Linked DNA regions of Mus musculus: region 2 is linked to region 1. Evidence: chromatin loops called from intact Hi-C (ENCODE). Cell type or tissue: heart. All regions are shown on one strand. Links, peaks and the distances in the headings refer to the core of each region. The heading gives the core; the rest is flanking DNA.

The links. Peaks named below come from ENCODE experiments on the same cell type or tissue, not always from the same donor. Only the 100,000 strongest peaks of a DNase experiment are listed, where the experiment ranks them.
Region 2: a loop joins it to region 1, with 2.2 times the contacts of the local background. A loop is called at or near these places in 10 of 42 quality-filtered maps.

What each region holds. Positions count from the first base shown.
Region 1 is chr5:106,854,394-106,864,995 of GRCm38, reverse strand. Hfm1 (HFM1, ATP-dependent DNA helicase homolog) reads left to right here. Exons shown (of 40, transcript NM_177873.3): 32 at 7,378-7,458; 33 at 8,004-8,119; 34 at 10,176-10,255. Among named protein-coding and RNA genes, the nearest start is that of Gm33327, 57 kb to the right of the region's middle. In heart, for the core only: a CTCF peak has its summit at 4,417 (motif pointing left); no DNase peak of the experiment used is centred there.
Region 2 is chr5:106,958,752-106,969,353 of GRCm38, reverse strand. It overlaps Cdc7 (cell division cycle 7 (S. cerevisiae)), which reads right to left and starts at 5,032. Exons shown (of 12, transcript NM_009863.3): 1 at 4,929-5,032; 2 at 4,240-4,421; 3 at 413-496; 4 at 60-195. The coding sequence starts at 4,336. In heart, for the core only: a CTCF peak has its summit at 4,974; a DNase peak (open chromatin) is centred at 5,013; H3K4me3 peaks cover 2,174 bases; H3K27ac peaks cover 1,616 bases.

The sequences.
Region 1 (10,602 bases), core at 1,204-9,203:
TAGTGGATTACGTTGATGGATTTCCGTATATTAAACCATCCCTGCATCCCTGGGATGAAGCCTACTTGGTGGGGATGGATGATTGTTTTGATGTGTTCTTGGATTCGGTTAGCAAGAATTTTATTGAGTACTTTTGCATCGATATTCTTAAGGGAAATTGGTCTGAAGTTCTCTATCTTTGTTGAGTCTTTCTGTGGTTTAGGTATCAGAGTAATTGTGGCTTCATAGAATGAATTAGGTAGAGTACCTTCTGTTTCTATTTTGTGGAATAGTTTGAGAAGAACTGGAATTAGATCTTCTTTGAAGGTCTGATAGAACTCTGCACTAAACCCATCTGGTCCTGGACTTTTTTTGGTTGGGAGACTATTAATGACTGCTTCTATTTCTTTAGGGGATATAGGACTGTTTAGGTCATTAATCTGATCCTGTTTTAACTTTGGTACCTGGTATCTGTCTAGAAATTTGTCCATTTCATCCAGGTTTTCCAGTTTTGTTGAGTATAGCCTTTTGTAGAAGGATGTGGTGGTGTTTTGGATTTCTTCAGGATCTGTTGTTATGTTTCCCTTTTCATTTCTGATTTTGTTAATTAGGATGCTTTCCCTGTGCCCTCTAGTGAGTCTGGCTAAGGATTTATCTATCTTGTTAATTTTCTCAAAGAATCAGTTCCTTGTTTGGTTGATTCTTTGAATCGTTCTTCTTGTTTCCACTTGGTTGATTTCAGTCCTGAGTTTGATTATTTCCTGCCTTCTACTCCTCTTGGGTGAATTTGCTTCCTTTTGTTCTAGAGCTTTTAGGTGTGTTGTCAAGCTGCTAGTGTGTGCTCTCTCTAGTTTCTTTTTGGAGGCACTCAGAGCTATGAGTTTTCCTCTTAGAAATGCTTTCATTGTGTACCATAAGTTTGGGTATGTTGTGGCTTCATTTTCATTAAACTCTAAAAAGTCTTTAGTTTCTTTCTTTATTCCTTCCTTGACCAAGGTATCATTGAGGAGAGTGTTGTTCAGTGTCCACGTGAATGTTGGCTTTCTATTATTTATGTTGTTATTGAAGATCAGCCTTAATCCATGGTGATCTGATAGGATGCATGGGACAATTTCAATATTTTTGTATCTGTTGAAGCCTGTTTTGTGACCAGTTATATGGTCAATTTTGGAGAAGGTATCATGAGGTGCTGAGAAGAAGGTATATCCTTTGATTTTAGGATAAAATGTTCTGTAGATATCTGTTAAATCCATTTGTTTCATAACTTCTGTTAGTTTCATTGTGTCCCTGTTTAGTTTCTGTTTCCACGATCTGTCCATTGATGAAAGTGGGGTGTTGAAGTCTCCCACTATTATTGTGTGAGGTGCAATGTGTGCTTTGAGCTTTACTAAAGTGAATGTGGTTGCCCTTGCATTTGGAGCATAGATATTCAGAATTGAGAGTTCCTTTTGGAAGATTTTACCTTTGATGAGTATGAAGAGCCCCTCCTTGTCTTTTTTGATAACTTTGGGTTGGAAGTCAATTTTATTCGATATCAGAATGGCTACTCCAGCTTGTTTCTTCACACCGTTTGCTTGGAAAATTGTTTTCCAGCCCTTCACTCTGAGGTAGTGTCTGTCTTTTTCCCTGAGATGGTTTTCCGGTAAGCAGCAAAATGTTGGGTCCTGTTTGTGTAGCCAGTCTGTTAGTCTATGTCTTTTTATTGGGGAATTTAGTCCATTGATATTAAGAGATATTAAGGAAAAGTAATTGTATTATTTTTGTTGTTAGAGTTGGTATTCTGTTCTTGTGGCTGTCTTCTTTTAGGTTTGTTGAAGGATTACTTTCTTGCTTTTTCTAGGGTGTAGTTTCCGTCCTTGTATTCGTTTTTTTTTTTTTTTTTTTTTCTGTTATTATCCTTTGAAGGGCTGGATTCGTGGAAAGATAATGTGTGAATTTGGTTTTGTCATGGAATACTTTGGATTCTCTATCTATGGTAATTGAAAGTTTGGTTGGGTATAGTAGCCTGGGATGACATTTGTGTTCTCTTAGTGTCTGTATAACATCTGTCCAGGATCTTCTTAGTCTCTGGTGAAAAGTCTGGTGTAATTCTGATAGGCCTGCCTTTATATGTTACTTGACCTTTTTCCCTTACTGCTTTTAATATTCTATCTTTATTTAGTGCATTTGTTGTTCTGATTATTATGTGTCGGGAGGAATTTCTTTTCTGGTCCAGTCTATTTGGAGTTCTGTAGGCTTCTTGTATGTTCATGGGCATCTCTTTCTTTAGGTTTGTGAAGTTTTCTTCTATAATTTTGTTGAAGATATTTGCTGGCCCTTTGAGTTGAAAATCTTTATTCTCGTCTACTCCTATTATCCGTAGGTTTGGCCTTCTCATGTGTCCTGGATTTCCTGGATGTTTTGAGTTAGGATCTTTTTGCATTTTGCATTTTCTTTGATTGTTGTGCCCATGTTCTCTAAGGAATCTTCTGCACCTGAGATTCTCTCTTCCATCTCTTGAATTCTGCTGCTGATGCTCACATCTATGGTTCCAGATTTCTTTCCTAGGGTTTCTATCTTCAGTGTTGTCTCACTTTGGGTTTTCTTTATTGTGTCTACTTCCCTCTTTAGGTCTTGTATGGTTTTGTTCAATTCCATCACCTGTTTGGTTGTGTTTTCTTGTTTTTCATTAAGAACTTCTACCTTTTTAGCAGTGTTCTCCTGTATTTCTTTAAGTGAGTCATTAAAGTCCTTCTTAACAAAAACAAAAACAAAACAAAACAAAAACAAAAAAAAGCCGGGCATGGTGGCACACGCCTTTAATCCCAGCACTTGGGAGGCAGAGGCAGGCAGATTTCTGAGTTCGAGGCCAGCCTGGTCTACATAGTGAGTTCCAGGACAGCCAGGGCTATACAGAGAAACCCTGTCTCGAAAAAACAAAAAAAAAAAAAAAACAAACAAAAACAAACAAACAAAAACAAACAAAACAAAACAAAAACAAAAATAAAGTCCTTCTTGATGTCCTCTACCATCATCATGAGATATTCTTTTATATACGGGTCTAGCTTTTTGGGTGTGTTGGGGAATCCAGGACTGGCTAAGGTGGGAATGCTGGGTTCTGATGATGGTGAGTGGTCTTGGTTTCTGTTAGTAAGATTCTTATGTTTGCCTTTTGCCATCTGGTAGTCTCTGGAGTTAGTTGTTATAGTTGTCTCTGGTTGGAGCTTGTTCCTCCCGTGATTCTGTTAGCCTCTATCAGCAGACCTGGGAGACTAGCTCTGTCCTGAGTTTCAGTGGTGAGAGTGCTCTCTGCAGCCAAGCTCTCCTCTTGCAGGGAAGGTGCCACAGATATCTGGTGTTTGGACCTGCCTCCTGACAGAAGATAAAGGCCCAAAACAGGGCCTGTCCCAGAAGCTGTGTCGCTTCCGTCTGTCACAGAAGCTGTGTAGCTTCTGTAGTCCACACTCTCACCTGCGCAGACTAGTCTCTGAGGGATCTGGGAACCAAGATGGCTCCCCCAGGTGCTCTGGCAAAGCCCTCCCAGGCGGGGTGGACACCTCTCCTCTCAGGGCCAAACCTTCTAACAGTGCCATTTCTTGGGCAGAACATATACAAACCATCACACCCACCTCTATTTTCTCTGCCTGGAAGATCCATCCTCCACTGCCTGCCCAGCTATTGGCCATCAGCTTTTTATTACAGCTAGTCAGATATAATTCTAGACTGCCTTAGGCAGGTGAGGAAGAACAAGTATTTACAGAATATGAGCCAGGTGATGGGCCATAAAAATAACAAGACCAAGATTCTGCCAGCATTTAGCTCTCTGCTGGAACAGAATTAACAATTGAGACCACAGAGACACACCTTCACACAGTGTACCTCAACATGTACTCAGTCGTGGGGCTCACAGTTTCTGAAATAAAGAGTAATAGCATTAAAGGTCACATGGGTCCTGACACAGTAATAATAGTAGGAGACTCACAAACTACCTCACTGTCACGTCTACAGAGGCTATTCAAACTAAAACACAGCCTAGGAGCTTCAGAATGAATTACACCACCCATCAACAGCACTTAAGAGATAGCTAAACAGCCAGGCCTGGTGGCACATGCCTTTAATCCCGGCACTTGAGAGGCAGAGGCAGGCGGATTTCTGAGTTTGAGGCCAACCTGGTCTACAAAGTGAGTTCCAGGACAGCCAGAGCTATACAGAGAAACCCTGTCTCGAAAAAAACCAAAAAATAAATAAATAAATAAATAAATAAATAAATAAATAAATAAAATAGCTAAACAATATTTCATCAATACAGAGAGCATACACTCCTCATTCCTGATGAGACCTTCGAATCCTGCCATGAAATACTGAGGAGTCCCCAGAGTTCCTGTCAAGTTTCTAGACCCCAGTTAATTTCTGCTAAGGGGAGCACAGTTGCATACACTGTCCTGGTGCACCATCTTGTGGCCGCTTTTCAAACCACAGCTCTCAAAAGTCTTTATGAAGAAGCTTTATGACAAAAGAACAATATACAAGGCATTTCCTCCTAGTCATCTCATCTCCTAAATAGTAGGTTTTCTCTAAGTGAGTAAAATGGACCCTTTCAGGTAGAATCAGCACAGCTACCATAACTCCAGAGGAAGAATGCTTGAGAGAAAAGGCTCTGGAAGTTGACCACAGAGATTAGACACTTCCAATTTTCTATATGTTAAGCCTGTAGTTTGAGCATGTACTCTGCATCTGCTACAAGTTAGGTTTCTTACATACACAGTAGAAGACAACTGAGGGTGACCAGATAGTTGAGGAAAATGTGGAATGTGGAAAACCTCAAAGCAAACACAAGTGGATAGAAGACCAATGGGACAGTTCCAGGATATAAACATAATAGCAGCCTCCTAGAAATTAAGCATCAATTTGCTGCTATAAGTGTAATAATAGGCCATAGATGAAAAGAACAAGAATAGTCACAGAGAAGGCAAGTCTGTGATTAGATGCACACACTGGAGACAAAGTCCAATCTAAGTGATCCCTGGATCCATGTGGTAGGAGAGAACCAGCTCCAACAAGTTGTTCTTGGCCACACACACACACACACACACACACTCTCACACACACACTCACACACACATACACTCACATACACAATCACACACATACACACACACACACACACACACACACACACACACACACACACCTGGCATTAACACTTTATTTTGGAAAGAGGTTTTTTTTTACAGTATAGTAGACATCTGTATTAGCCAGAAGATGGGGATGTTCCATTATTTTTCTAGATTTTGAGATTTTTTTCTTATCTCTAGTTTCAGAAATAATTACACAGAAATTTTTTCTGTCTTTTACTGTAGTCACAAAATGGCTTTATCTGAGTGTTGTTTGTATTTTCCAAGTCTTGTTCAGTTGAGAACACTGTAGTATAACTATTTGCTTTCAGGTGCCAGGGATTTATTATTATTACTAATACTCTCAGCACTTGTATGTGACAGTTAATCTTCGCTGTGAATTTGACTGGATTTACAATCACATAGGAAACACACTTCTGGTTTCAGGAAGTGTATGTGCTCTGTGTGGGTATGTGAACCTGAATGCAGGTGCCCACAGAGGACAGAGGGGTTGAATCTCCTTGGAGTGAGAATTACAGGCAGTTGTGAATCACTCTGGCTTCTGTGAGCTTGGGTTCTCTGAAAGGCAGTTCATGCTCTTAACCGCTGAGCTGTCTGTCTCCAGTTGTCAGATGTTTTGTCACAGCATCAAGACAAGTGGCCAACACACTGCTACACAGATTTTGTCACTGTAACACCTGAAACAATTTAACTGAGGAAGGATTTATTTCAGCTCAGCAGTTTTAGCTCGCTCATGCTAGCTGCTGCAGTGGTTCTGGACCTGTGAGGTCGTGAGCATTGGGGTCAAGGTGTGGTTGGGCAGAGCTGCTTATCGATGACATCTAGGAGCAGAAAGAAACACATAGGAGCCAGGGACGAGATAAGTCTTCCAAAGCAATCCCTGCCCAAGCTTGAGGAGCTAGACCCCATGTCCTAGCGCCATTCTTGATGGTGCTGGGTTATAAAACCCTGGATGAATTGGTCCAGAGAGGACAGCAACAGCCTGCATGCACCGGTCACCAGTCAGGGACCAATACCTGAGCCTTGGGGGTACATTTTATATCCAAACCATAGAGTACCTACCATACCAACCATTTCAGTCCTCAAAGAGATGAGACGCCTGCCTTTGTAGTGAGACACCTCATCAGTTTCTCCAGACTGCCTCAGATAGATTTTAAGTGTCTAACTGTGCCATGACTTGAAAAGATTGAACAAGGACACTAAAAACAAAGGCCAAGGAAGGTTATAAATGTCTTCAATACTCGGCAGTATTCCAGGTCATTTAACATTTGTGTTACAGCAAAGACTGTGCCCACAGTCTTGTGTCCCATGGTCACCTCTATATGGAATATTTTCTCCTTGTCCCCTTCCTGTGTCCAGACCCTTTTATCCTCTAAGGACAATTAACATATCCTCCCCTCCTCAATGTTACTAGTCAGAACTAAAACCAAGAGAAATATATTTAAAACATAGTAAATGTGGCAGGCCTGGTAGCAGTTCTAGTTAGAGAACTGAGGCAGGAGGCTCAGGTGTTCAAGGCAACTTAGATGCTTTTTCAAAACAAAAGATAGGAAAAGCAGGCTGGGGTACAGCTCAGTGGTAGAGTGCTAATTTAGCATGCACAGAACCTGTGCTCAATCCCTAGTACTATAATAATAATTAATAATAATAATACAGAAAACCCACAGATGATCAGATATTAATTTTATATACTTATATAGAGATATTAATTTATATCAATATAATATATGTGATTAATAAATTATATATGTGGATACATTTGTTATAGCTTAGAGACACCAAGCTGGAAGTATTCTTTCCTTTCTTTGAATTCTTGTAGCAAATTTTATGTCCCTAAAGCATTTATTTATAATTCACTAAGTTTATATGACATCCTATTTCCTAACCAATCAGGATGCCCCCAAAATGCTGTGAGATTTGCTTTTTCCAAATGCTCAGCTTTAAGTACATAACAAAGTTTAAAATCCCTGTCTTCATTCTTCTATAAGGATAAAATTTGTTGTTGATACTCTGCTGTATTTGGTTGTACTTACATTAGAGAAGCTGAAAGCTGCTTTTAAGTGGCTAAATGTTCCATATGAAAAGCTGGGGTGAATTTGATAGTGGGACAGAGACTGCTACTAGAAATATCTTTTTTAAAAAACTGTATAGGCTAATATTTGAAAAAGTGTGAAAGTTGTATTCTTGCTACTACCTTATAAAAAAGAATGGACTGAAAGTGTTTGTATTAAATTTATAATAGTATTTATATTAACAAATGGATTTCTTTCTTACATTAATTTAGGAATGGCTACCTGCAAAAAACCTGGGAACAGAGAATGCCATCATCACTGTAAAAATAAACACGCATGTGGACATGACTGCTGTGAGTGTTGTTAGGGTTACCTCAAAGTCCTTGCAGAGGGCTGAGTCCAGGTCCAGTCACCCACAGTAGTGCTCCACGACTTCAGGTCCAGGGTCTGGGACCCCCTCTTCTGGCCTCCAAGGGTGCCTGCACTCATGTGCTCACACACACACATACAATTAAGGATAAAAACTTTTTAAAAAGAAGTGTATTTAGTGAATAATAATCATATGCTAATTTTCTATGTATGATACTTACATCATTCAACTTATAACTTTACAAATAGTTTTCCTTTGTGGTAGGGAAAAACAACATGAAAAAACTAAACGTTAGATTTGACATTTCAAAGACATTTAGTTTAGTTTTGTTTTTTAATACTACCAAAAACTGTAATACAAAAAAAAAAAATCTAAAGTTTCACTGGCCATCTGGTCATATCTATTATCCAGTACTTTGGAGGCTGAGACAGGAAGATTGTGAGTTGAAGGCCAGATTGAGCTGCATAACAAGATCCTGCCTTAAAAAACAGAAGTGACCAGAGAGGAATCTGTGCTTTCTTTTCACAGGTAAAATTGGAGTTGCACAAAAGCCGGAAGTTAAAGAGTCAGCAATGTCTTCATATCTGTCTGACTTAAAAAGCAGAGATGCTGTTTCTTCTCTTCCTCTAGCCAAGCGACTCAAGGCAAGTTTTTATCCTTTGCTCTGCAGTTAAGCAAATGCAAATATCACTTGTCCTCTGTGTCACTTAGGAAAGTGGAGAGCTACAGTGTTCTTTAAAAGTCTTTATGGGCTCAACTAGGAATGATCATAATTTATAATCACTTGATAAATCTATTTTTGGAACCTAACTGTGCAGCCCCTTCCTTCCCAAGTCTAGTGACTGCTCAAATTAGAGAACGAGAAAGAGAGTCTGAGCTCGACTTGGGGCAGCAGTAGCTGGAACCAGGAAAGGTTGCCCTGTCTTGGCTTTGAGCTGGTCCAGGTTGGAAATTCTGAAGTAAATTTGGATTCTTGCCCCCAAGGCTGGAAGCAGCAAGTGTTTACTGCTTGGTAGGCTAGTCACACATAGTGATGAAGATAAGTAGACTAAAATTTAAAGGTCTGGAGTATTTGGTGGTAGTGGAGAGGTGTCCCAAGTAGCTGAAGTAGCAGTATATCTGGAAAAGTAGTGAGCAGTGAGGCCGAGAGGAGAATAGGAACAACATGCAAACAATTTTGTTATTTTAGAGATTTATATTTCACACTCAAAATATCTAGAAATATTAAGGTGCTTTAATCAATGATATGCTCAGAGCTGGATCATTCTAGCTGCAATGAAGAGGAGGAGTTTAAAGATTTTTAAAAGTAGGAACATGATGTGATGATGTATATGCTTGGGCCAGGGAGTGACACTATTAGAAGGTGTGGCCTTGTTCGAGTGGGCGTGGGCTTTAAGACCCTCATCCTAACTGCCTGGAAGTCAGTATTCTGTTAGCAGCCTTCAGATGAAGATGTAGATAGAACTCTCAGATCCTCCTGCACCATGCCTGCCTGGATGCTGCCATGTTCTCACCTTGATGTTAATGGACTGACCCTCTGAACCTGTAACCCAGCCCCAATTAAATGTTGTCCTTATGAGAGTTTCCTTGGTCATGGTGTCTGTACAGCAGTAAAACCCTAACTAAGACACATGGAAACTCATTAGGTTGTTTTGCCGGAATTGAAGCAAATGGTGGTAATCCAGGGTGTTGGGTAGGCCATGGAGAAGTGACTGGGCTTAAAGCATTTTTTTCAGAGGTACTTCATTGCTTGTGAGGGCAAGGTGAAAGAAGCAGCTAAAGTCAATGCCCAGCTTTCTGGCTTGATCAACTGGTAGAAAGCTGGGCCTCTCTAGAGCAGAGAGAGTGAAGGGAAATCAAGTTAGGGAAGACAGAATAGATTCAGTTTAGGAAACACTGGATTTAGGGCTGGAAGTAGTAAAGTGCTCAGTGGTTTAGTGCTTGCCTAAAGTTTGTGTACCAGTTCCTTTTCTATTGATGTCATAAAAATCCCATGGCTAAGGAAACCTACACAAGAGGGTATTTGAATTTTTGGTTCCAGAGGGTGAGTTTAACATAGGGGGAGGCATGGCAGCAGGAGCAGAAGCTAAGGGCCCACACCTTGAACTGCACATATGAAGCAGAGAGCACAACATGAAATGGCAGGATTCTTTAAACTCTCAAAGCCTACCTCCAGTGACATACTTCCTCCAGAAAAGCCACACCTTGTAAACCTTCCCAAACAATGCCACCAGCCGGGGATGAAGTGTTGAAATACATAAGCCGTGGGGGAATTCTCATCTGAATTCTGAGTTCAATTTTCAAATACCATATCGCAAAAACCAAGATATCCACATAAAGATGCCCTAGAGGCAGTTGGCTATGCCTAGAAATCAGAAGAGAAAGGGAACAAAAATAGAAATATGAATTTGAGAGTCATCTGTAGAAATGTAATTTAAGGCATGGAAGTCAGAAGATCTTTCTGACAGTATATCATATATAGAGTGAGAAGAGAGGGATAAGTTAAAACAAACAAAAACTATGAAAATTATCTTATTTTTAAGAAGGGGCTGAGAAGAATATTTGAGTTGAGAACTAGTCCAAGACTCTCCTAATTCATTGATTTCTGGGCTTTATTTACCTGCAAAAACTTTACTATTTGGTTTATTTGTGAAAGTGATAGTTGAAATTGTAATAGCATTTTTTGTTTTTAATTTGTAGATACAGATGAACAAATCTCAAAATGTGGACCTTAAAGAGTTTGGTTTTACTCCAAGGCCTTCCCTTTCCAGTATATCAAGGTACAAATACAATGTTACTATCTAAGGTAAAGTAGTCAGTTAAATGCTGCTCCTCCAGACAGCCACCTATTCAAGAGGAGTTAGTCACTCCCTACTCAGTGAAAATCACTGTAATCATTTAGTTTCATAATACAGCAACACTATCGTAAGGGCTTTAGTATTTCATGTTACCATTTCTTGAATCTCTTTCCTAGGAAACCATCCATCCCTAATGTCATCCCCTGGTTCTCAGCTTTCTAAGAGACAGGAGGTGCTTTACAAGGAAGCCCATGTTGGTATACCCAGTCTAATCTTTCCCTGCAGGTGCTAATTCCATATTAATAATACCTTAGACTTGAAAAATACAT
Region 2 (10,602 bases), core at 1,555-9,554, 100 kb before region 1:
ACTGTAAATACTATAAACCACACAGAGCCCATTCCATTGAAACTCCTTTAAATGCCTACCCTGCAACTGTCAGACACTGAAGCTCTGCTGCAATCCTCATAGGATGACTTGTGGGAATTAAGTGTTTCAGCGCAATTTTCTCTTCATGTCCTTCTTGCAACTGTGCTGTGGCCAAATAAACAGAGCTGAAGGTGCCTATGAAGCAATCAAGCAAATATTCCAACGTTAGGCTTAAAAAATGCTAATAAAGACAATTCTGTTAAGAAACTGTGATATACTAAGTTATGACTATTCTATCCTAAACATTTATTACTTTCATTCTGTTGAAAGGAGGAGAAAACTTGTTACCACAGTTCCTACCACTATTATGGTTTCGACAGTTTAACAAAGGTGGAACACACCTTTAACTTACCTTCTCCAATTTTGTCCTTAATTTTGAACACATTGACTAGTTGTGGTACAGCTTCACAAAGCTCCTCAATATCTCTTTTAATACCTATGGAGGAAGTTAGAACTAATGAGATACAGTCAGGGTTTTGTTGTTCATGTTGGCTTGGGTCAGGGTCTTTTTACGGCCCAAGCTGGCCAGGGCTTATGATCACCCACCTCTGCCTCCCAAATACCAAGCTTATAATTTCTTAGGTTAAAAAAAAAAAATCAAACAATAAATTATATTTTAAAATAAGTAATTAACCACAATGATAAACATCAAAACTCCATAAGAATTACTAAGAAAGCCGGGCGGTGGTGGCGCACACCTTTAATCCCAGCACTTGGGAAGCAGAGGCAGGCAGATTTTTGAGTTCGAGAGGACAGCCTGGTCTACAAAGTGAGCACCAGGATAGCCAGGGCTATACAGAGAAACCCTGTCTCAAGAAAAAACAAAACAAACAAACAAACAAACAAACAAAAACCAAGAATTGCTAAGAAATTGCTAGTCACAAAATTTTAACTAGCAGGAAAAATAAAAAGCCAGAAAAATTAAACATGGAAACTGTGTACTGTACTAAAGGTACACACTAAGATACAGTCAGTATATATCTGGCCTTTAAGATGAAAATGCTAAGTTTAAAGCAAAAAGGACTAAAGCTGGGTGAGACAGGTGGTGCTGTGATCACTAGATGGCATACTCAGGGCACCGTTCGATAATCCTGAAATCAACTCCCTTTAGCAGAGACAGAAATCCCACAGGCTGGGAAAGTTTTACACACAGAATGGTCAGTCTATCCTCAGAACAAGTCTTCTAAGGTTCTCTAAATTGTGGGGAAAAGTCATTTAATATATTCCCAAAGTTAACAGCATACTCTATCTCAAACCCCAGAAAAACCACTAATTCTAAATAAATATAAAAGTATGCATAGCTAAAATAAGTGGAGGCAGTAACATAAAATCTAATAAACTACTGATTCAAGAACCACAGAAGAATCTTCAGGTATTAAGCAATGGAATTCAAATTGAGCTGTAGAGCAGTTAAGTACACAAGAAATTTTCAAGACAGTATACCAAGCAAACCACAGATCAGAGAAGCTGGGGGTATTGCTCAGTGGTGGGGTACTTGCCCAACAATACAAACCACAGATCAGAGAAGCTGGGGTATTGCTCAGTGGTGGGGTACTTGTCCAACAATACAAACCACAGATCAGAGAAGCTGGGGGTGTTGCTCAGTGGTGGGGTACTTGCCGAACAATACAAAACTCTGAATCTAACTCCTACTGCTGAGGGAGACATTAGAACTAAGTTGATTAGGATCCCAAGTTAGTTTTTAAAATATGTATCCTAGGGCCGGGAAGATGGCTCTGTTGTTAAATGCTTGCCCTGAAAGCACGAGGACCTGAGACCGATCCCAAAACCCATGTAAAAAAGCCAGGCATGGTGGCACACAGTGATCCCAGTGCCCCAGCAGCGGACAGAAAGATCTCTGGGACACACTTGCCAGCCAGCTTAGCTAAACGGGTGAGCTCTAGGCCAAAAAGACAGAAAGGTGAGGAGTACCTGAGGAATGATACACAAGACTGTCCTCTGGCCTCTACATGAATGTATATGCGTGTGTGTGTTCTATTTATATAGACACAGAGTCACACCCACACACACACAGACAGACACACATACACACACCACAGACAAATACACAAACATAAACACAAACACACACAGACATAAATACAGACGCACACAGACATAAACACAGACATATACACACATACACAATACCATTTTAATGTAATGTCCAATTGACAGGGAAAATCCTGTGACACTAAACAGTGGAAAATACTTTGGCTTTCAAAATTTCCCAAATTTTCTTCAATAAACATGAGTCAACAATACTACTAAACAAAGGGCTTTGCTATTCACCTGCTACACCAAGTATTTACTTTATATTATTTATTTATATCAAGCCCCTATTGTGTGCTGAATCCTCTTTGGTTCTACATATACAAAGATAGACAAAATGTTCCAAAACCCCCACCAAAACTAACAACAGCAGCAAAACTTCAATAAGGAGTTAGATAAAGCCTAATTACACAATGGCTTCACGATCTGATATACTGTATGTCCAGGCCTCATCAGTGTTAGTCTTTACTGAAGTTATGTTTCTAACACAGCGAGTCACATTAGGGGCTGGAGAGATGGCTCAGCTGCTAAGAGCACTGACTGCTCTTCCAGAGGTCCCAAGTTCAGTTCCCAGAAACCACATGGTGGCTAACAAACATCTTGTAATGGCATCGATGCCCTCTTCTGGTGTGTCTGAAGACAGCAACAGTGTACTCATATACATAAAATAAATAGATATATTTTTTAAAAATCACATTAAAGAATCCCATGGATAAGAGTTCAGCATGCTTTAAAAAATTATTATGGGAACCATTTGCAATGTCCTATGCTGCATACCATAAAAGTTACAAAACCTTTCAAATAAAGTTCACCCTATTAGTCCACCAGATTTTCAAGATATTAAAAAAGGAGAATTCCCCTGAAAATAATTCTAGAACTAGATCAAATTCATGCATGTGTGACCCCTTTAATTAATAAACAATGTGCACCAGAAGTCAAACTGAATATGGAAAACTGAATGTCTGCACTGTATGTGTACTTGCTAATTAAAAAGAAAAGCCATACTGAAAAACAGGCTATTGTTTTTTAAAAATTAAAAAGGAAAACTAGGTAACAGCAGTGTTTCGAGATGAATCTAACGGCATAGGAGGACACCAACCAGGACAAGCAGCAGCAGCATATACAGCGCAAACAAGCCGGAGAGTGGGAGGACTGCACCCAGGGGGAGCACGGGGAAGGGAGAAGGGGACTCCCAAGTTTTTAAGTTCTGAAGTAACTGTGTTGTTCATCACCAGGAAGAGGACCATTGTTCTAACAACAACGGACAGTTTGGTTTTAGCCAGAATTCAAAAATATGTGATGTTATGCTTTTTTAAATGGGGTTAAAGCTTTTGGGGGGGGGTATATAAATTGTGTATCATAAATTAAAAGTCAAAATTAGTATCTTTTTGGATAAGTCTAAATTTTCTTAGGACAAAGATGGCTAGCTTTTAGGAAAGAATACAGTCAACTGGAATTTTGTTTACAAACATGTATGTTAAGTGAACACTACCACATGGGCACTGTGCACAGTGTTTCTTGGGGTGGGGCTGAGGCAGGGTTGAACTCCTGATCTCCACCTCCCCTTGGGTTTACAGACGTTTACCTCTATGTCCTGCTGAAAGTACACAATATGGGACTTTTCAGCCACCTTCTAAAACTAGAGTCTGCGGCTGAGCTACATTCCACTTTACGAAGAAAAAAGTATCCGTTACAAACATTCCACTTGTTTCTGCCTGTGAATTTTGTTTATGAATCCTTAATCCCTTCCCCACCAATTCCTAAAACCAAACTTTACACAGTAAGGCTACAGTGGGTGTGGAAGAAAAAAGTCAGGTGTCAACAAACATGCTTTCCTAAAAAGCCACTAATATTTGGACCCAACCGACGTCCTCTAAAATGAAAACTGGATTCCACACCTCTTAAAACGCGATCCAATCCTAAATCTAGACTTCATGATATTATGTTGACATGTGAAATTTAAACATACAACTCAGTTTACTAGTCAGGTGTGTGTGTGGTTTTTCTGTTTATTTCTGGGAGTGTAATTTAATTACATTTCTTTTTTCCCCTTTCCTCGAATTAGAAGATGCAGACTGGCTGCCCGTGCGACTTCAGAACCGTGTGACCGTGGCATTGAGCACATACCTGAAAGTTTAACACTCTGCTCATATTTTTTTAAAGAGTCATCAGCCGGACACCTGTCACTGCCACGAAGGGAAGAAAACGCCATTGGCTCCTCCATCTGAGTCCCCAAAGAGGCTTCCACTACGCACGACTGGGATGCAAAGAGCGGGCTACGGGGTCATGTGCACAGGCGAGAGCAGCAGCTGTGAAAATCACAACACGGTGAGAAGGGCGAAGTAGCTCACCCAAGCAGGCACGCACCAAACCACCTGCCCTTCAGGAGGTAGCACTAAAACCCGCACCATATGTCCAAATCCCAGCCGGAGCGGCGTCGCTGCCACTGGCCTGCGGCGAGCACTCCCGCGGGGGACAGGTGGAGCGGGCTGCAGCCGGCTAGGGATCCCCGGGAGGCTGCGGGGAAGGACTGCGGTTTGCCCGGGAGGAAGTCGCTCGCCAGGGCGTGACACTCCACTCGACTGGAGCCGACCGAGGGCAGCAGGGTGCCAACAGAAGGATAAATGAATGAATGGGCCGCCCTGGGCGAGTGCGTAGGGCGGACTGTCCGCCAGTGCCAACGGGAAGCTCAGTGCGCAGGCGCACCTCTTCCCGCCGCGGGATGCCCGCAGGGCGACACGACCTAAGTCACGATCAAGAACTCGTCCCCGGTCCCTCACCGTCCACGGCAGGGGGGAAAACTGTCAGAAACTCACGGTTCACAGAAGTTAGGACGTCCGCGGTCGCTTCCCTCAGGAGCGTCCCACTGAGCCGGGCCGCCAGGCGCGCATGCGCGATTCTTCCCGCGCTGCTTTGAATTGCTCATGCGCATTCCGAAGCCCTCGGCGCCTGCGCAAGAGGCGTGGTTTTTCAAGGCGGGGCGGTCGGAAAGGAAGAGTGCAGCAGAGAGGGCTCGGTGGTCCTTTGCTGAGTTAGCGAGCCCCAGGACTAAAAAGGCGCCCGGGATTCCTCGTCCCGTCGCCCGGTCCTTAGCGTTCTCTCTCGGCCTCACACTGTGGTCTCAACACGCTGGACACTTCTCGGGTAAAAGGCACTTGGTTGAGTCCGGTTTTACTTTTCTCAACGAAAAACAAAAAGTTTAACCACTGGTTCTTGAGGATCTTATAGTAGAGACCAGCTGCAATGTATGTTGATCATTTATTTAGTTGTGATATAAACCAGTTTTTAGGGACTGAGCGAATAACGGTGGTGAATAAGGCAGTCAAAAAGCTATCCCAATTTCGCGTCTTTTAGTAACCCACTAAGTCTATATTGCGTGGGTGTGGAGTGATCCACTGGATTATGCATCGGACTCTTAACACCGGTTGCATCTCCAAAAAGAATGATCCCTCCTGGCCTGGCAACTACGCTCTGCCAGGGCCTCAGTAAGGGACTGGGCCAGGAAATTCCCTACCCCATCAATGCTGGAATTTTGGCCCCTCTTGTTCAGGTAACCCCACTATCGAGAGTCATGCCATAGCCAGAACTTGACAACCCCAGCTCTGACATTCTTAGACGACAGTCCACCTCCACTAGAGCAGCCTAGCCCAGACCAGAGAGAGTGTCCAGCTATAGGCATGTTTATTCAATCAATAATTTTTACTAGCTCCTGGAATATCATAACTGTGATTTTCATGCTACAATCTGTTTACATGGTATACAGGTGTGTGTATGTGTGTAAATACATACATAGTAAAAGAATTTCTAAGGAGTTAGTATTATTACCATTCATTAGATTAGTTAACACAGTGAAAGACCACAAATATTTTTTTTACTTTAGCATTAATAGTGAAGAATTATAAGTAGTGTTTTCTGATAGTTCTTTTTTTTACAAGAAAGCCCCAATTTACCTTTTGCCCATGAAAAATACATTTACCTCATAATCTTCCACAAGGCACAGATGGAGAAAATATGACAAAACTCTATGCTGATTTTATTAGTCAGGGTTCTTTAAGGAACAGAATTGACAGAATGAGTATGCAGATGTGTGAATGTATGTATTTATGTGAATGTGTATATATGTGTATGTGCTATTTATCAGAGTGGCATGCATGCTGTGGTCCAGGTTGTCCAACAATGGAAAGGCAAAGAATCTGGTATCTTTGCTGGATGTCTCAGTAGTTCCAATCTGCTGCTGGTGTCCCAGGGAATTCCTAGAGAGCTTCTGACCTTCAGTTTGCTTCCAAAGGAGTGGTTCCAACACCAATGACAGCTCAGCATCAGGGTAAATGGACTTGCCAGTGAGAGCAAGGGGAGCAGGCAAAGAGCAAAGCTTCCTTCTCTTACTTCCGACTGTGTGGGCTGCCAGCAGCAGTGGTGGTCTAGATTCACGGTGGACCTTCTCATCTCAGATGATCGGGATTTACAGTGGATCTCCCACCTCAAACAAACAAACCTAGAAAAGTCCCTCATAGGAAGACCCACATGCTTGAGTTTCAGTTCATTCCAGATGCAGCTAAGCTGAGAACCAAGATTAGCCACCATACCCTTGTCCTTGTTAAAAGCATGGCTGCAGGGCTGAAGACATGGTTTAGCGTTTAAGAGCACTGGCTGCTCTTTCAAAGGACTAAGGTTTACATCCCAGTACCCACATGGCAGTTCACAACTGTCTGTAACTCCAGTTCCAGGTGACCTGACAGACCTCTATGGAGGCAGAACATCGATGTAAATACATTTTTAAAGTTTCTTTGTTTTAAAGCATGACTGGACAGTCAGTGAGTCTGATGATAAGAAGGAAGGGAAGAAACTAGGAATGATGGTTATGTTGTAATTTCAGCACTTGGGAAGATGAGACAGGAGGATCATCACAAGTTTGAAGGCAATCTCGGCTACATTAGAGAGACCTTAGTTCAAAAGCTAAAAAAAATAAAAGTGTAAAGGTAAGGGAGAGCTGTCATAGGTGTGAGGCAGTGGTGGAGCTCTTCACGCTCCTCAACTTCAAGGCCCCGAGTTCACTCCCTAGTACCACCACTATGAACACACACACACTCACATACATTCACATACACTGCACACACTCAACACATAGACAGTTTATCCCCAGATATCATTCAATGCTAGAAATACCTCTCTGACTCTTCCTCCAAAGCAAGAACTTTGTTTTCAGAGATATAGGGAGCCAGTGGGGAATCAAGGTCTTCTCAAAGAGCTTGAGTTATATACTTTGTCTGTGAGTGTATGCACACATGTGTGTAGGAGGGTGCATGTGTATCTGTGTGCATGTGGGTAGAAGCAAGAGGATATCCTCAGGTTTCATCATTTCTCAGGTGCTGTCTATCTTTTGTTTTGTTGAGACAGGGTCTTTCTTTGACTTCGAACTCTCCAACTAGGCTAGGCAGGCTGGCCAGCTTTCTATAAGTTCCACCCACTTCTGCCTTCCTGTTATTGGGATCACAAGATCACACACAAACCCCACTTTAAAAATATGGTTTTTTGGCCTCCAATTCAGGTTCTCACTCTTCTAGGTCAAGGGCTTTACCAGTGCATCGAACTCTCCAGCCCAAGCTATACACTTCAAGAATATAGAGCTCCCATCTCTCATGGTCATTGCATAGGTAAGGAAGTAATGTGGGGACCAACTATCAAAAGAGAAAACAGAGACCCGCAAACGAGAATCGTTAGTGCCTTCTTAGAAACAACATAAAAGAGAGCATCTCAAATATCAGCCTTAAAATTAGAACAGAAGCCAATATACATTCTGGTATTTGATCCTAGAAAGAGACAAAGATCTTCTAAACACTCTTCTATCTGACAGAAATCATGTCTCCCAGATGGTGTTAGGCTTCAGTAATCAGAATTTCTGGCCCTGTGAATCACATCTGGAACTTGTCAAAGCAAGTTAACTTTACAAGACAGCTCCTTGTGGCAGCACCTCTGGCCAGGGTGCTCCTTCTGTCGAATTCCCACTGTCCTTTCCCCTTGAATAGTCACCGTGATTATAAAAATGAGGGGAACATTCCCTTAAACCTCAGGTTGTGCTTGGGGGAAAAGTGGGGGAAGATAACAAGGTTGCCATGATAATCACTAACAATCAGCATTCCAAATGTTCTTCTCTCTTAAGCAAACCTTGAGTGAGCAGTTACGGAAATGAATGTGGCTATCTTGTTATATTTGCTCTTCTACAGTAAGAGATTAGGAAATTCTTTTAACAAACGTAGCAAAAGGACTATTCAGTTGCAAGGCCTGCAAATCTGTTGTTAAATTCTACAAGAATCCAGAGTCCAAGACTGTTTGACTAGACCCTTCAGTCCCAGCATGGCTGCAGTCAGTAACTCATCAGAATGTTACCTCTGCCTGTTACGAATCAAGAAGTATGCCTTAGTTCACAGCTCTTTCTACTGTAGTGTTCTAGCAAGCCCCATTGGCGGATACTGAAACATAGGGAGACAATTTGTGACAAGTCAGGCCCAGGAGGGTGCACCCCATGTGTTCCAAGAAAACACCTGGCAATGTGAGAAGGGAACAGGATGTAACCAGGCTCCAGCTCTGTGGTTCATGTTTATTCAATAGTGTCAAAGCCCTCAAGGTCATATGGATCCTAACATGGACACACCCAAGGTAAAGGGGTAGGAGATCCTAGGTGGATTCTTTTTAGCCCAAGGCCAGTAGTCTTTTAACAGCAAGTGCTAGTAATAATAGAGCCAGGAAATAGGATGCTGTAGACTTGTGGCATCCAGGGAGGTGAACTTAGTCTTTGTGTAGTATAATCATCCCTTAGTGTCTCACTCTATATCTGGCTCTTAGGATCCCTGGGCCTCAGCTTCATTAGTCTTCAGAATGAAACATTGGCTTGATCAATGATTTCCACACACAGTGCCTTGCCATTTATTTCTTCATAAAGGTGAACCTAAGATACAGGGCTAGGAATTGCCTACTTGCTAAGATGCACCTTTCTGTGTGTAGATGCACACGTGGTAACATCTGGTATAGACACATCTTTCAAAACCTCCTTTATCAAGGGTTCTCAAATGCTTCAACCCCACTTCTAGCCCACCATCCAAAGATAGTGAAGAAAAGATGGTAAATAGGACAAGAGGATGTGAGCCTGTTTAGAACTATCTCTTTGGGGAGATTCCAAAGGCTTGTGCAGGCCAGGATCTTTGGAAAATCGACAAAGGCAAGAGAGAGCCTAGTTAAGGCTTGTTCCCTTCTCACAATGCAACGTTGTTTCTTAGAATGCGTGGGGCATACCCTCCTGGGTCTGACCTGTTACAAATTTTTACCCTATGATTTGCTATCTTTGTCAGGACACCAGCAGTTCAGTTCAGTAGTGTCAGGATATCAAGCATAAATCAGCAATGGTGGTATGATCCAGCAGAAACCGCTAGGCCTCCACTGAATTGGCACATGTGACCAGGAACAGCTAGAATGCTAGTTCTCTGCTGTGCCCCTCTCAACAAAGTGAAGATCAGCAAAGATGCAAGGCCAACAAAGTGTGTGAGGCCAGTGAAGTGTTGTACAGCTAGCTCTCTCCAAACATCATGTGCCCTCTCATGGGTCTTGCCTCAGCAAAATACCATGTGAGTCTACATCACATGACTCAACCAGAAACTTCCACTTCAACCTAGTCTTGGTGTATGCATGCTGATTGATGTACACTGAGAGATGCACCCAGCCTCCCACCCTGCTCCTGGCCATCAGCTCATGTGAGACCCTCTGAGTCATTCTTCATGAACTGTGACAGAACACAGTTATCTTTCACAATCATTTTCCCTCATCACACCCATAACCCAACTTTTAAGAATCTTGCACTTTCAGCCAGGCGGTGGTGGCCCACGCCTTTAATCCCAGCACTTGGGAGGCAGAGGTGGGCGGATTTCTGAGTTCAAGGTCAGCCTGGTCTACAAAGTGAGTTCCAGGACAGCCAGAGCTACAAAGAGAAAAAAAAAAAGAATCTTGCACTTTCAAGGGCACTAGACAGAGAGAAATTCTCCATGCCAGCCTGGGCAGATTGCCAAGTATTGCAGTGTATTATTAACTCTTAATGGTCAGAGTGTTAATTGTCATTAGGCCCAAGAAAAATCTTCAGACCAAAGCTGCTGCAGTTATTATTCAATTTCTGCTGTAATAAAATGTTTATATCAAATAGGATTTATTCTTATATCTAATCTTGGTATTCTTTTGTTCCTTGGTCATATGACATGACAGTGGGCCTGCACAAACTAACTTTTCCAAGAAGGGGAGGATCTTAGTATTTCATTCTTTTACCTTTTATCCACACCATTCTTTATCTATCAATATAAGCCCCTGTGTAGGTCAGAGATAACCCTAGCCACTCTAACTCTATTGCTGTATCTTTTCCTTGAGTGGCATACCATATGTAGCCCCAAATCTTATATGCTACACAATGACCTGAGCCTATAGTAGGAAAAGACTTTAATTTGATCTGCT